3 separate regions of the Mus musculus genome follow, and regions 1 and 3 are each linked to region 2. The links are chromatin loops, found by intact Hi-C in ENCODE. Cell type or tissue: left cerebral cortex. All regions are shown on one strand. Region 1 overlaps Tusc3 (tumor suppressor candidate 3). Region 2 has its middle 130 kb from the start of Gm6213. Region 3 overlaps Gm6213 (predicted gene 6213).

The links. A loop is a pair of places that touch in the nucleus more often than their neighbours do. Peaks named below come from ENCODE experiments on the same cell type or tissue, not always from the same donor. Only the 100,000 strongest peaks of a DNase experiment are listed, where the experiment ranks them.
Region 1: it touches region 2 in a loop (6-fold over the local background); 2 of 42 quality-filtered maps call a loop at or near these places.
Region 3: a loop joins it to region 2, with 7 times the contacts of the local background. A loop is called at or near these places in 2 of 42 quality-filtered maps.

Annotation. Positions count from the first base shown.
Region 1 is chr8:39,087,754-39,092,753 of GRCm38, forward strand. The region is part of intron 5 of Tusc3 (tumor suppressor candidate 3); the gene reads left to right. Among named protein-coding and RNA genes, the nearest start is that of Tusc3, 84 kb to the left of the region's middle. In left cerebral cortex, no CTCF peak of the experiment used is centred here; DNase peaks (open chromatin) are centred at 2,843 and 4,790; H3K27ac peaks cover 1,351 bases.
Region 2 is chr8:39,424,860-39,429,859 of GRCm38, forward strand. No RefSeq gene overlaps it. Among named protein-coding and RNA genes, the nearest start is that of Gm6213, 130 kb to the left of the region's middle. In left cerebral cortex, no CTCF peak of the experiment used is centred here; DNase peaks (open chromatin) are centred at 2,156 and 2,780; H3K27ac peaks cover 1,828 bases.
Region 3 is chr8:39,311,296-39,316,295 of GRCm38, forward strand. The region is part of intron 2 of Gm6213 (predicted gene 6213); the gene reads left to right. It also overlaps the pseudogene Gm18644. Among named protein-coding and RNA genes, the nearest start is that of Gm6213, 16 kb to the left of the region's middle. In left cerebral cortex, a CTCF peak has its summit at 2,849; DNase peaks (open chromatin) are centred at 266, 2,801 and 4,463; H3K27ac peaks cover 2,448 bases.

The DNA.
Region 1 (5,000 bases), 340 kb before region 2:
CAACCACATGGTGGCTCACAACCATCTGTACAGCTACAGTGTACTCATGTACATAAAACAAACAAATATTTTTAAAAAAATAAATTACTAGGTGTATGTTTTATAGCTGATCCATTTGAAAACATACTTTTCAATGAATTACTTAGTGTTATAAGCCCTTACCTCTAGACAAACTGTCTTATAAGGGTGTTAATTATATTTACTACTATACTTTATTGCTTTTGGTTCACGACTAGAGTAAGAATAAATATATATTGCAAAAAGGAGAAACTTATTCATAGTGGTTTATGCATAGAATAGTCTGAAAGATTTGAACTTCCTGGCAAAGAGGAAATGAGCTCTAGAGATATTTATACATATTCATAGCTTCCTGACTTCAAAGTTAAATTTCAGAGGTGATACGGTTAGATTTTACTGTCTTTTGGGTATCTTGAGCAGGAAAAATGCTTGTTAAGTACCTCGTGTTCATAACAGGCAAAAGGGAACATGGTACAGGTCACTGACTGGTTCTCATTTAGCTTCTTTTGTCTTTACTTAGAGAATTAATTGTGTCCTGATTTATGATGCTGTTGAAGTAGAATGGTTAGGTAAAATACTGAATTACAGGGCAAATGTAAATGTTGTAATTTTCAAAAAGCAGTGTTGCTTGAAGTGTTAGAATGGGTTAAAGCAGGGTAGTTTGTAGCTCATACTGCAGAACTCCGTGACTATATAGTTTTCAAAGATTCCTGTCATTTTAACCCAGGCAATATTAGCGTGGTGAGTAGTAACTTTCATTTCAGACACAAAAGAAAACATCCCAAGGATCTGAGAACTAAAAACATGAAAGATAAGACATCATTAAAAGTCTAATAAGCCAGCCTTATTATCACAGTAAATCACAGTGGGGCATACGCTCCTTCTGCCTACTACTGAAGAGCTGCACTAGTGGATGGTTCTCACACCCTGAGGTTTCTCCTGCCTCAAAAATTTATAGCAGTTTAATTACTTAGATTTTATGAGAAGCTTAGTACAAATTCTCAGACAATTTGGGAAAGGTCTTTATGCCTTAAACACATTATGACTTGTTAGAACAAACATTCAGAGTTATTGGGTGGCTCTGATTTCACAGAATGGTGGAAAGCACCCCCCAAATATGTATTTTAATAACATTATTTAACTTTTGACTAATATAAAGCTGTTTGTATAGTTAGCTGTTCACCTTTCCAAGTGGGAAACAAGGTATTGTTATTTTTTCAGGGAAGTAGGCATTTAAGGATATCCCTAACACTTCCTTCATCTGGCACCTGATTCATTAGAAGATAGCTATGCTTGTTTTTTAAATAGGTAGTTTTTATATGCAACCTATTTGTGGAGAATTCTTGTGGGAAAACTCTGCTAATTAAGGTCAAAGTCTACCATTGACCTCATACCCTCTAAGCTCAGAGCAATATGGAACACTCTCTTCATTAACAGGGCTTCTCCTTCTCTGATCTTATCTATGGAATTTACCACCTCCCCCCACCCCACACTCACACACTTCTTTTTTAAAGATATATTTATTTATTTTATGTATATAATTACATTGTCTTTAGACACATCAGAAGAGGATGAGGACATTGGATTCCATTACAGATGGTTCTGAGCCCCCATGTGGTTGCTGGGAATTGAACTCAGGACCTCTGGAAGAGCAGTCACTGCTCTTAACTGCTGTGCCATCTCTCCAGCCCTCCTCCCAGCCCCCCACTACCCACCCCAGTCCCACACATACGTACACCTACCTCTACTGAGGAAGGGCGTTTATCCTTAGTTAGACTGCTGGATGAACTTCTCCTCTCCTGGTTGGAAGCAGATCAGCTGGCAACTCAGGTTCTGGAATGCTTCCCCATGTTAATGAGGCTTTTCAGTACTCTAAACCTCCACCCAATGACCTTTGCTCCTCCTGGATGTGCCCATCCCCAGCCCCCCAGATTGTATAAGCCTTAGATCCCCCAGGTGAGGTTGATATGATCCCCCAAAGCTGGTCCTGGTGCGAGCATTCACCTAAGGTACTCGCAGGGCTCATGAACTCCTGGTCTGTCATCTCTGCTCCCTTCACCCTCCTGGACTAATAGAGGCCAATGATCTCCAAAGACAGGACAGCCACGAATTCTGACAGTCCTGCAGTCCCGCAGAATGAGTTTATATCTTTGGAATATACTTAAAAAACAAAAACAAAAAACAAAAAACAAACTTGATTCTTAATTTTCTTAACTAAAGAGAAACAGATACCTGCAGGGGAATGTCTTTTCTTGTCCTGTTATTTGGTATTCATATGCTTCATGGACCTTTATAGGGACCGTGTTCTTTAGGTTAGTTAGGGAAAATATGTTCCACAGTTTTGCTGAAAATATTTTCTGTATTTTTGACATGAGTTTCTTCTCTTCACTATTACGATTACCACATGATCTTTACATAATTGTCAGGATTTTTGGGTGGTTTGGTGTGTGTGTGTGTGTGTGTGTGTGTGTGTGTGTGTGTGTGTGTGTGTATAGTATTGCTATCTGGCCTTGCGTTTGTTGGGTGGTTGTTCTCTGTTCCTTGGTTGCCCCTTTTACTTCTTAGGAGAGTGTGTAACTGACTGTATCACCTGGTAGAGAATTCTTTTGTGATCCTTCCAGGCATGGGCACGCTTAGTCCTAGACAGAATGTGTTTCTAGGTATTGGCAGCTAACACTGAGGCCTGGGGATGACCCAGAAGAAAGAGAGATCTGCCACCTGAGAGAGGAAAGCTAGGCGTGGCACCAGGATCTGTGCAGACCTGGAGAAATCAGGCAGAGAGCTAGGTGAGGCACGAGGATCTGTGTAGACCTCGGGAAATCAGGGGGAGAGGAGTGAGAAGCCACAGCTGGTGGGCAGCTACAAAACTGGGCGTAGGACTCAGGAACTGGAATTGGTAGCAGAAAAGGCAAGACAGCCTTCCTGATTCCCTGGCCAGCATGGCAGGTGGGATTCCTGGGAGGGACTTGGGAGTTTGTAGCTGAGACAAAAGGATGGGGTCGTGGAGGAAGACTGTAGGAAACAAATCTGTGTGATCTGGGTGTAGTCAATTGCATTTTTTATTTTAAAGATAAACTATTAAAATCCATGATCTTAAAGTAATGAAAATCTTTTTCTGAATATTTTCATTCTTTTGTACTTGTGGGGTTTGGTTCCAGAACTCATCTAGATAGTCATAATGTAGCCATGACTCACCTTGACACACCTTGTTAGATTAGGGGATTGTACTTCAACACTAAAATTGGTAATTACAAAGAAACGTGAAAAAATTTAGTATACCAAATCAAGGCACCAATAGAGAGAATGCCTGCATTCTATGCTATTGAGTACATTCTTAAACCCTCAAATTATAAAAAAAAAAAAAAAAAAGGAAGGGGTGGCTATCTCTCTCTGATAATTAAATGCTCTTATAAATATTTTTATGAGCAAGAAAAGATATTTTCTAAACTTTCTGAAACAAAATAACTTAGTTTTAGTTATGACACTAACATTTAGAAATAGGAAAATAATAGATCAATCCTCATGAATATACATGGATTTTATTGTGGGCTCTGAATGTAAAAAAAAATGAGGAAGAGATATGAATGAGCATAAAGCTATTGAGTAATTCAGTAAGGTTGATATAGTCCATACTCATACATTAACAATATAAAAATATTCAAATACCTTTTTAAAAGAAAATGAAGTTAAAGAAATCATTCATTGTCATACCATAAGAAACACTCCCCTGTCAGTCCAGTAAAAGGTAAGTAAGCTGACAGCTACCATGTGACATTTAAGGGAATTGTTTTAAAGAAATAGACTTAAGCAAAGGTATGTTATCACAGATTAGAGAACTCCACACTGTAAGAGTATGCATTTTCATTGTAAGAAAAATCTGGAAATTTTTTTGACAGTTGACAAAAGATGCACTACTAAATCTGCAAATGCAAAGGGGCAAGAATAGAATTATCATGAAAGAGAAGCTGGAGTGGTTGAAGTTTGTACTTACAAGACCAGCGTCACTGCAGATCCTTAGTAATTTTGTGATGGTCATTTCCCAGCAAGACAGAGAGAACACAGTTGTGTACAAACAGGTTTACAGTTATAAAGTCATGTATTATAAGAAAGATATCCAATGTAGTGTGACGGAAAACCCATGAATTTGTGTCTTACCTCCTACCATGTACAAGAGAGCAAATGAATTACTACTAATGGGGAACATAGTACTTTGAAAATAATGTATAGGTATTCATTGTTAGACAAGAATATCTTAGAGCAGAAGATGAAGTAACTATACTCGAAGAAATAAATGAGCTATATTAACATTAAAAACTTGTTTGCTAAGTGATACTTCTAAAACAATAAAAAGAAAAGCACCCATTTGCTAAGACTTACTTGCTTTCTCTATATTTAGCAAAGTGCCTGACCCACAAGTAGAAAGAACTTCAACAAGACAGTAACAGTAAAGCACATAATCAAATACCAAAGGAAGAGGAGAAAACTGGGCACTGTCACTTAATATCCAGTTCCATTAAACGTAGGAAGATGCACTAACTACCATAATCTCTAATACATTATAAAATAAAAGTGTTTCTCTACGAGGCCTCAAGCAGGATACCCAAGGATACACATCTAGGCCCAGGGGTAAAGAGCGTGTTTAGCATTGTGACTGCTGGGGGTGAGCATGTACTTCTTACTCATGAGAGCAGCTACTCGGCATCTGTGAAAGAGGGTGGGGCCTAACACATACTGCAGCAGTTTCAAGAAAATGTCCTCTCTTAGAAGGCTGTCTTGACAACTCTCAGGGAGTACCTCAGAAGACTGGTGTCTTAAAATATTTCTGTTCTGTATTTTCCTCATTTACACACTTTGTGATGACTCATAGATGTCTCCTCATGAATTGTGCATTTTCTGTATATATTATTTAATAAAAGTTCCAGTTACACTAATGGCAAAATTGAGTCATCCAAATTAAGGAGTATACTAAAATGGTGACAGAT
Region 2 (5,000 bases):
GCAAGATTTTGTTGAAGGACCCTGATATAGCCGTGTCTTGTGAGGCTGTGCTGGGGCCTGGCAAACACATAAGTGGATGCTCACAGTCAGCTATTGAATGGATCACAGGGCCCCCAATGGAGGAGCTAGAGAAAGTACCCAAGGAGCTAAAAGGATCTGCAACTCTATAGGTTGAACAACAATATGAACTATCCAGTACCCCCTGGAGCTCGTGTCTCTAGATGCATATGTAGCAGAAGATAGCCTAGTCGGCCATCAGTGGAAAAAGAGGCCCATTGTTCTTGCAAACGTTATATGCCTCAGTACAGTGGAATGCCAGGACTAAGAAGTGGGAGTGAGTGGGTAGGTGTGTGTGGGGGGGAGGGTATGGGAGACTTTTGGGCTAGCATTGTAAATATAAATGAAGAAAATACCTAATAAAAATAATTAAAAAAAGAAAATGTTCTGTTTTTTTCTCTATTGCACAGATGTAGAGTGTGAACCTTGTGTCATTTTGACAGTCTCAAAATAAGCATATGTATGCTTTCACAGCGAGAGAGCAGCCATAGATGAGACATTCCTGTGTGTCCCAAGACAACAGTTTCTCCAGTGTAACTCAGAAGGCTAAAAAGTTGAATACAATCTGCTGTAACAGAAGGCTTAATGGGGTTACTTGGTTTTACGACTCAGGCAGCTCTTGCTTCATGGATACCACATTTGTCAGAGCTTAATAATATTTAAAGAATTTCTTAAGGGAGTAGTCATCCCTAACTACATAAATATATAAGGTACACAAAATGGATTCAGCAGACTGTACTAATATATACCTACATATGTATATATGTAACAATAGTAAGCAAAGAAAAGATGATGAATTTAAGAAGTGGTTTGGGAATTAATGACATAGGAGTAGTTGCAGGGTATGCGAAACCATGGGCTGGAAATGATGAAGTACTCAGGTATGAAATTTTCATAACTAATAACAAATGTGCAAATATTAAAAGAGAATTGCTTGAGGGGTGTCTGTTGGGGAAATTATTTAAACTTCTGGCCTGGGGCTTCTATCTTGCCTTGATCATTAAGTTCCTGGATAAAAAAACACATATACATTGCATTTATATTTATAATAAGTCTTAAGCAGTACAATAATTGGGCAGCTGCCTACCCTCCACATTGTTAGTATCTACCTTACTATAGATAAACTCAAGTTACTACTTTTTGTTTACTATGTTCTATCTGGGTTGCTCTTAACACCAATTAGGCAGCCCTTAGGGCCAAGTTGTCTTGACCCTTAGCCCTTGATTGCTTTTTCTCATTGTTTCTTTCCTTTATAATTCTCCACTTAAATATGGCTTGTTACTTAACATTAGGAATCTGTGCTCTGATCCCTAATTTGAAGTCAAATGTATATGTTGATTTTTTTCTCTGTGCATATCTTTTAATATTAGGGAGTCTTTTGGGTTTTCTGGGCTAAATGGCAGAGCTGTTTCTACTACAACATAGAACAACTCCCGAGTCCTAGTTATTATGGCACCTTCTCCAAGTTGGCAGCTTGCTTTCTGTTATTTGAGTTACAGTGCCCCAGATGTGAACATATGTTACACCAAGAATCAGCAGAGTCAAGACATCCTGTCCCTTGCTTTGTAGTGCAAACTGCAAATTAGTTGGGGAGGATGTATCAGAATGTCCCAGGACACTGGATTTCTAATACTATTTGCTAGAGAGTTTTTTTTTATTTTCACTCAGCATCAGTGGAAGGGAAGGAAAAGCAGCTAGGTTGGAAAAACAGAGAAACTGTCTTGTAATGCAACATTACAAAAGATTCCCAAATATCCCCTGGGCACTTGGAAACTGATATGACCTAGAAGTCCAATCAGTTGACTCCTAAATAGAGGCTTCCAAGAGCATGTGTTTCTTCTATAATTTTCAGCTGCCTACTGAGAGTAAAACAAGAAGAAGTCCTTTGATCCTGGAAGGGGAGCTGGGGCAGAATGTTGAGGATCCACTTAGGGAGTTACCACTTCCTTTACATGGCTCTCCTGAGAGTTCCCTCTAACTTCTGAGTTGCCCAGATAATGAAAATGCCAATCTCCCAGTGCTCCATCCCCCTGATTTCAGAACCAGCTCACAGCAACCGCGATGCACTGTGCTGGCTGATTCTTGCTAGACTGTCAATTTCACACACAAAGAAAGGTGGCTTTTCTTTTTCTCCAGATTGGTACTTACTTTACATATATAAAATCTGTAAATTTGTTCAGTATTGCAAAGGGTTTAGTTATATGCATGTGTATGATGTTCAGGTTTCAGTGTCAGTCAAAGCCAGAAAGAACTGTGGGTTGAATTAATAGGAAAATGATTGGAAAGGAAATAATGGAAATACCTCCTAGGCATCTGTCCTTAAGTCAGCGAGTTATGTAACCTAAGACGTTAACAAAAAATGCTTTCTGGCCCATATACACATCTTTCATTCTGCACTAAATTTTATCATCAGTAATTTGATTCTTCGAACTTAAATTTTCTGTTTCCCAGAGCAATTTCTAAAATGCATCAGCAGACTAGTGCTTTATTAGCTATGTATATTTTTAGTAAGATGATTTCACCAATTTTTTTTTTCTAAACTGCAACTGGGCAGGAAGTACTGACACATAAAACAGAAAAGTTCCAAGGTGGGTGAGGGACAGTGTTAGAATCGAGTCCCTCAGAGCTATGTATGTATGAGATGAGAGTCAGCTCTGGAACGCTGAGGGCTAAGCCAATCTAGGGCAGAATAAATGAAGTATAAAACACATGTTAACAAGAGGAGGGTGGCTTCTAAAATTGAACCAGAGCTACTTTAGAATTTTGCCCTTGGGAGCTCCTCATTATTTCTGAATTTTCAATCCTCATGTAATACATGCATGAAACACCAGCTGTTCTCCACAGAAGGCTAGGGGAAGCATGTCAGCTCAGGTGAGGAATGAAATCCAACACAGATGATCAGAAGGTGGTACCAGTGCTGTTTGCAGTTCTTACCGAGGCCTCAGAAACATGACTCACAAACTCAACAGTTTTTGGCAATTAAGACAGTAGCCACTTGAAAAAGATAGGAACCTATCCAATGACCCCAGTTTACAACGAATAATTTATATGTTTTCATTTTCAAGACAAAATTCCAAATTTACAGGTGTTTTGGTTTATGTTTGAACACTTTTTTGTCTTTGGGCTTTGTGTATAATGGAACAACAACTGGGACGAGACATGGGGGAATCGCCTACAATCCAAATATTAGGAAAACAGAGGTAGGGGGACTGTGACACATTTGAGGCCAGCATACTCTATGCAATGATTTACAGGCTAGTCAGAAGTATCAATTGAGACCCTATCTCAAAAGGAAGTATCACAAAACAAAACAAAACAAAAAACAAAACAAATAAACACCACCATCACTAATAGTCATGCAGATATTGACAATGTTTTAATAGCAATGCATGGTTTGCAAGTGATTTTGAGAACTAATAAAATGCCCAGGAGGGGATCTCTATTTTGATGATATCATAAAGTAGAATCTCTTACAACCCTAGTACTTAGTGTTAAACTAACCAGGTGATGGAGCTGTTGATGCTTGACTAAGTCTTTCAGAACTGTTGCTTTGCCTAGCTGACATTCTCTTGGTTTTCTCTTTGAGTGGTAAAGTCATAATCTTCTACTGAACTCTGCATGCAAAAATCTCAAAACAATACAGGTGTGAGTGTTGGAACATAGACTGTGATTAAACACTCTCATCATAAGATGTTTTAAAAGGGGGAAATCCATTTCCTCCCATAGCATGATCATTCACAGATAATTCTTTCTCAAAAACCTAATGGCAAATGGAACCTTCGAAAACCAACTCTTACACATTGAGCAGGGTGGAAAAGCAGAAACACCCAAACCCTCTTCTATTCGGCCAGCCTTCCCTGGAGGAAGTCATAGAAGGAGTTAGGAAGGAAGAAGCCTGGGGTGGCTTTATAGATAATTCTTTCTACTGTGTCACAAGAGCACAGTGCAGCTAACTAATCGAGGTGACAGTGTTTCTGAATAAAATGCTTTTGAGACAATGCAAAGGAAATACTGTACAAAGTTAATCTTCTCATTACAATCTTCACGGTTCACTTAAGTGAATGAGGGCCATTTTGGAGTATTCTCATCCCCACTGAAGTTCTTGTTTATTAGTATATCTTTCATACTTTTGCTTAGAATGTTGATGGAGAGTTAGAGCCAGAGAATATACGTTTTTTACAAGACAGAAAGCAACATTTGCTACCAGTGGGAACTTCAAAGATTTTTATGAAGACAATGAGGGTATCAAGTGATCACTTCTTCCTCATAGGATTGCAAGGGGAGGGCTAGAAATGTTTATATGAACACATTCTGCATTCTCAAATAATAATTTTGCTTTATACAAGACATTTAAAATCCTTCTAATGAGCTATCAGATAATTTTTAGCTTTAGGGTTGTATTTCATTAGAACATGTAAATGACAGAGGAACAAGGATATAAACATTCCCTCTTGGTTTACTGTGTCCTATAATCATCACTGTTGATTCTGTGTTTCTCTCAAGTCAAAATCAAGACAGAATATACATATACATATACATGTATATGTATATATATGTGTGTCTGTGTATAAGGTATGTATATATTTATAAATAATATTATGAATAAAATATACATATACCTGATCTGTCTATATCTACATACATTACACACATACATATATATATTTTATATATATGTGTATCTATATCTACATATATCTATCGATATCTGTGTCTATATCTATATATCTACCTGCTCTGGCTATCCTGGAACTCACTCTGTACATAATACTGGCTGGCCTTGAGCTTGAACTCAGATATCCACCTGCTTCTGCATCCTGAGTGCTGGGATAAAAAATGTGTGCCACCAACACTCAGTCTGACTGATACAGTTTTCCTGGCATCCTACTAGTTCCAAGGAGAAAAAAAAATCTTGCATTTGTTAATTTAGCTTAAAATGGACA
Region 3 (5,000 bases), 110 kb before region 2:
CCTCTCAAATGACTCTAGCTTGGTCAAGTTGACATAAAATTAGTCTGCACAGACAAATTTAGTTTCCTGTTCATCTTCCCTTGTGTTTGGGACAAATATGGTATCAAGAGTCTGTTTCAACCATTTAGCCAATTTACTCTCTCAAGAAATTTCTGCCCTAAGATTCTGTGTTTCATTTTTGGATGAAGCTAAGTCCATATTTCCAGATCTTGTACTTAGTCTCTAGGAAACCAGATGCTTTTGTTCCCCTGTATCAGTGAAAACAGAGCCTGAAGTAGAAAATTCACTTCACTACATGATTTGGTTTTAGATCTGTTTTGACTATGCCAAACCTATATCCTTGGTTGAAGATGTCCCTGGCAGCTTTCCCCAGGCCACAGTGAGTTGGTCTCTTACACAAATCTAGATCCCAAGGGAGGGCTCATCCAGCTCCAGCAAAGCAATGTTGAAGGCCTTCTGGAAATACATTTTCTCATAGTCTTATATTTCTTCTGTTTCTAGTAACTGTAATGTTCACTTCATTTCTCCCAGGAATGAATATAATTCCTTTAATATATGTATACACTGTATGTGTTTAAATCATTTTAAAAGGAAAGCAGATATGTGAATCTTTAGTAGGAAGAAAATTAAGAATCCTGAGTTTTTGTGGGAATAGATGAATAGACTCCATCATCAGAACTAGTGTTCAAAATGGGGAAAAAAAGTGATCACTCCATTTTTAAATACATAGGGATGTGTGTGTGTGTTGTTAGGAGGATGGAGCCAAGCAAACAAATGAATGAATGGATCATTTTGAGTACATCCCACTTTTCAAGTGTGTGCTTCCTGAAAGAATGCGTTAATTCATTCTCAGACCTTTGAGGTCAAAGCAGCACCTGAACATTTTCTGTAGTGAGAACTCATTCCTGAAAATGAGTGATGTGGCCAGCGGTGTTCAATGGGAATTCTTTTTCAGAGAAAATAATGTATGCATATTGGCTATGGATTCCTGGTTCTCCTGTAGAAGTATATTAGAAAATCAGGTCTACACTTACACTACAGACAGAAAAAACTTTTAAGAACTTGCCTATACTGTTGGGGCAATGCCCCACCCCCATCATTGTGTCTGGCTTAGCATTGCTTTGCTGATAATGAATGATAATTGAGAATAACTCTTTGCTTAAATGGCCTCTTCACATTGAGGTCTCCCCCAGTCACCTATTAAACCTTGTAATGGCTTTACTCTGAAGACCACACTGCTTAACTGTCTTTTTTTTTCTTTGTTCTGTTCTTGGCATTAGAAACTCTTTAAAGTATTACATAATTTGCCTATTATGGATGCAACAGATACTACATATTGAACAAGACAGCAGATGTCCTAAAGAAACCTTACCTTACAAAACTAAATGGAAAACTTACCCAAATTCATGACTGCTGTTGAGCTGCACCTACACAAGCAATGTGTGCTGCCACAGTCCCATTGTGTAGTGGTCTGGGTAGGCACAGGGGAGGACCTGGAGAAGCCTCAGGCCTGAGACCTCTTATAAATAGCAGACATTCTAGATTCTACACAACACCATAACAGTCTCAGTCTTGGGGCTTGGGTAAAGGATGAAAAGACAGAGAGGTTCTTTTAACATTTAACATTTTAATCTTTTAACATTTAAGGTAAGATTAATTCTGGTTTAGGAGGCCTAATATGTCAAGATTTTTAACTTTCTATTGCAGTAGCAGATATTTTTTGATACTGGTAAACATCACTGCATTGTTGATTTAGTTGAGAGAGAATATATTCTGGACATCTTAGGGCAAAAAGCATTAGGAAATAGAAATATTAGGGATTTTAAGAACCAGTAATCTTACATTAAGTGACATAGCATAGTTTATTTTTCTATCATACTGTGCAAGCATTCAATAATTTGTACAGTCATGTACATAACAATTATTAAATATTTATTGATAATAGGGGCTACTATTTTTTTGTAGTGTTTGAAATGTAGAGTTTACCTAACATTAGGCTCCAAATAGAAGCTATTTCCAAGATAATATATGAGTGAAATGGCCTATAATGATATCTATAGGAGGAAACTTAAGGATAAAAATTATATAAAAGAGATTTTATAAAAATCTAATAATTTAATGAATTAAAAATTACATAAACTTATATGGGAAGAACTTCAGTGGTAAAAAGTAGACTTCTAAATTGAGTTTAACGGAATTGTCTCGTGTCTGGATATATACAAATATACTCAGAGGGAAAGAGGATAGATGCCCCAGACACTCATTGCTAATATCTGATGCAGGTTTCAGAAGAGAAGACCCAACAAATCTGAATGTAAGGACGCTGAGCTATACCAGCATAGTGAGAATTTGGAAAACACCATGTGCAACAACTGCTTGCCACTGTACACACTTTTCTCTTGGTATTTTATAGTTCTGATAGAGTGAATGCATGTGGAAGTCATCTGTAGGAAGATGGTGTCACAGATCTATTCCTATTTCTCAACTTCCAGGCAGGGAGAAGAAAATTGGCCTGACCTAATCCTTATCAACTTAAACTTGAACTGAAGACACTTTAGAAAAACAATGAGTCTCTTTCTTAACGTGTACTCAGCACAGAAGTTCACAGAATAAAAGAATGTGGCTCCTATGTACTGTGAAAAGGCAGAGCCTTAAGGAGTTTTAGAAAGTTTTATTTAAAAACTTGACTTCAAATGCAACCCACTCCATTCCACAGTTAGACAGAGTGGTGCTTCAAGTGTGAGAGGTAGATCGCTTGTGACATATTTAGGCCAGGTACAAAATTAGAGTATTTACACTCTCAGGGATTCCTGCCAATTGTTCCCGTGTCACCCCACCTTCTGGTGGAATCAGGAGTTCCCCCTTGTTTCATTTGCTGGTGCTTAAGCTTAAGTAAGCAGTTTGCAGTTTCCTTTCCTGCATGTAGTGAGAGCTTATTCATCTTACCTCCTAATTGGCTTACTTATGAGCATAAAGAAAAATAGATGTGGCTTTCACATGGAGACAAGGTATGATCCATGTGACAGGGCAGAACCAAATATCATTCCTGTGACAACAACATCAAACCAGTTAGTACAGCTCAAATAAGATAGGAAGACTGGGCAGGAAGAAATTACTATAGTTCGCTAATTAAAATAGGAGGGCATTCATAGGAGAAATGTAGTCTAGAATTTTTTTAAAAAGGAAGAAAATTGTTCAGCAAGAACCACCCCCCCCCCAAAAAAAAAAGTTGTGCAGTGGTGGCGCATGCCTTTAATCCCAGCACTTGGGAGACAGAAACAAGGTGGATCTCTGAGTTCAAGGCCAGCCTGGTCTACAGAGTGAGTTCCAGGATAGCCAGGGTTACACAGAGGAAACCTGTCTCGAACACCCGCACCCCCCCCCCAAAAAAACCCAGAGAGAGAGAGAGAGAGAGAGAGAGAGAGAGAGAGGCATGATAGGTCCAACAGTGTCATTCTAGGTAAAAATATTATGTTACAAGGCTTATATTTGATTACCATGTCAGAGTTTAAAACTATGTGATAAAATAGAAGCTGCAGGTATGTATCCAGGACTGCAGATACATCCATGCCACTCACAATGGGCTATTGTGGTAGGTTTGCATTCAATGCCCATCAATGTGGTTTTAGTGAGGACTCTGAAAGTCCTTTTGAATAGTCACTATAAAATGCTTAATTGGAGTGTCTAGGTATCACTCAGTGACTGCTGAGGAAAAACTGTCCTAGGTGTGGTTACCAGTTACAACTTAGGTAGAAATAGCATTTAATCAGAGTTTAATATTTAATTTCTACATGGCATTCTTGAATCACTTCCAGATGCCTTTAGAAAGAAATCTTTGTGAATGCTGCGGATTATCATGCCTTCTGCAGGGGGATGCCACAATCAGTTTATTTTCTTCTTTATTTACCATAAAGGGCAAACAAATCTTATTTCCTCTGTCAAAAGATAAGGGCGAATCTTTCAAAGGTTACTTCAGTTCAAAATGAGGAAAATCCTGCTATCTCATCCCTCCAAGTAAGGAGAGTTTTGTCTCCTTTCACTGCTTTGGAGTAGCTGAGTGAAAGGTGTTAAAGTCTAGGGATGTTGGGTTAAATACAATCAAAACACAGGTAAGGCTTGTCCTCAGGCACAGACAGTGAGGAACACATGTTTGTCAGAGGAAGATGAAAAGGCTTTGTGTTTAGAAATAGGAATTAGGAATGAGTCTATCTTTTGCTCATCATGAAGACTGTTTAGCAAGGAGAAAGGTGGGCTGAGTCGGGGCTGAAGTTTCTGTACCAGGATAACCAAGCCCATGCGGTAGACAAAAGTATAAGGATATTTATCAAATCATCCTAAAGGCTTAGTTTAAAAAAATGCTTAACCAGCAGAAGCTGAGCTTTTGTAATGAGTTTATCTGGAGCACGATACAGCTCCTGCTTGCCAGAGATGGTTATAAAAATGGTAGCATTTATTCTTCCTAACACCCACTCGTCTGTCTTGCTCCAGACCTGTACTCCATGGAATGATCCACTGGGACCTAAAGTGCCTGTGGAAAGAATATATATTTTTTGAGGAATAAGCTCCAAAGAGCAGGACTGTATACCAGAGGAAGCAAAAACATTAATATTTAAGGGTCTCCACCAGAGCCGGGCACTAAGCTGGGCCCCACATGTGCGACTCATTTTAATGAGAACCCAAAAGACAAAACTGTGCAGAAAGTCTTCTAAGCCCAAGTTTTGGCAGCAAGATAATGTCAGTGAAATGCCAGAATCCGTGGACAGACTGCCCCAACTGGGAGCTTGGCGCAAGGCTATCAGCATGGAACCCTGCTTTCCTTTCAGGTGCACATCAACATGAAGATGACTGTAAAACTGGCTCCGGTAATGACTTAACGATTTAGAATATACTTGGGACAAAGTCATGCCCAAGAGAGGGAGAAACAATCCAATTAGACACCATCCATAAAAGTATCTCGATACCTGGTACTTAAAAGTAAATCATTACTGAAAATAAGCAGC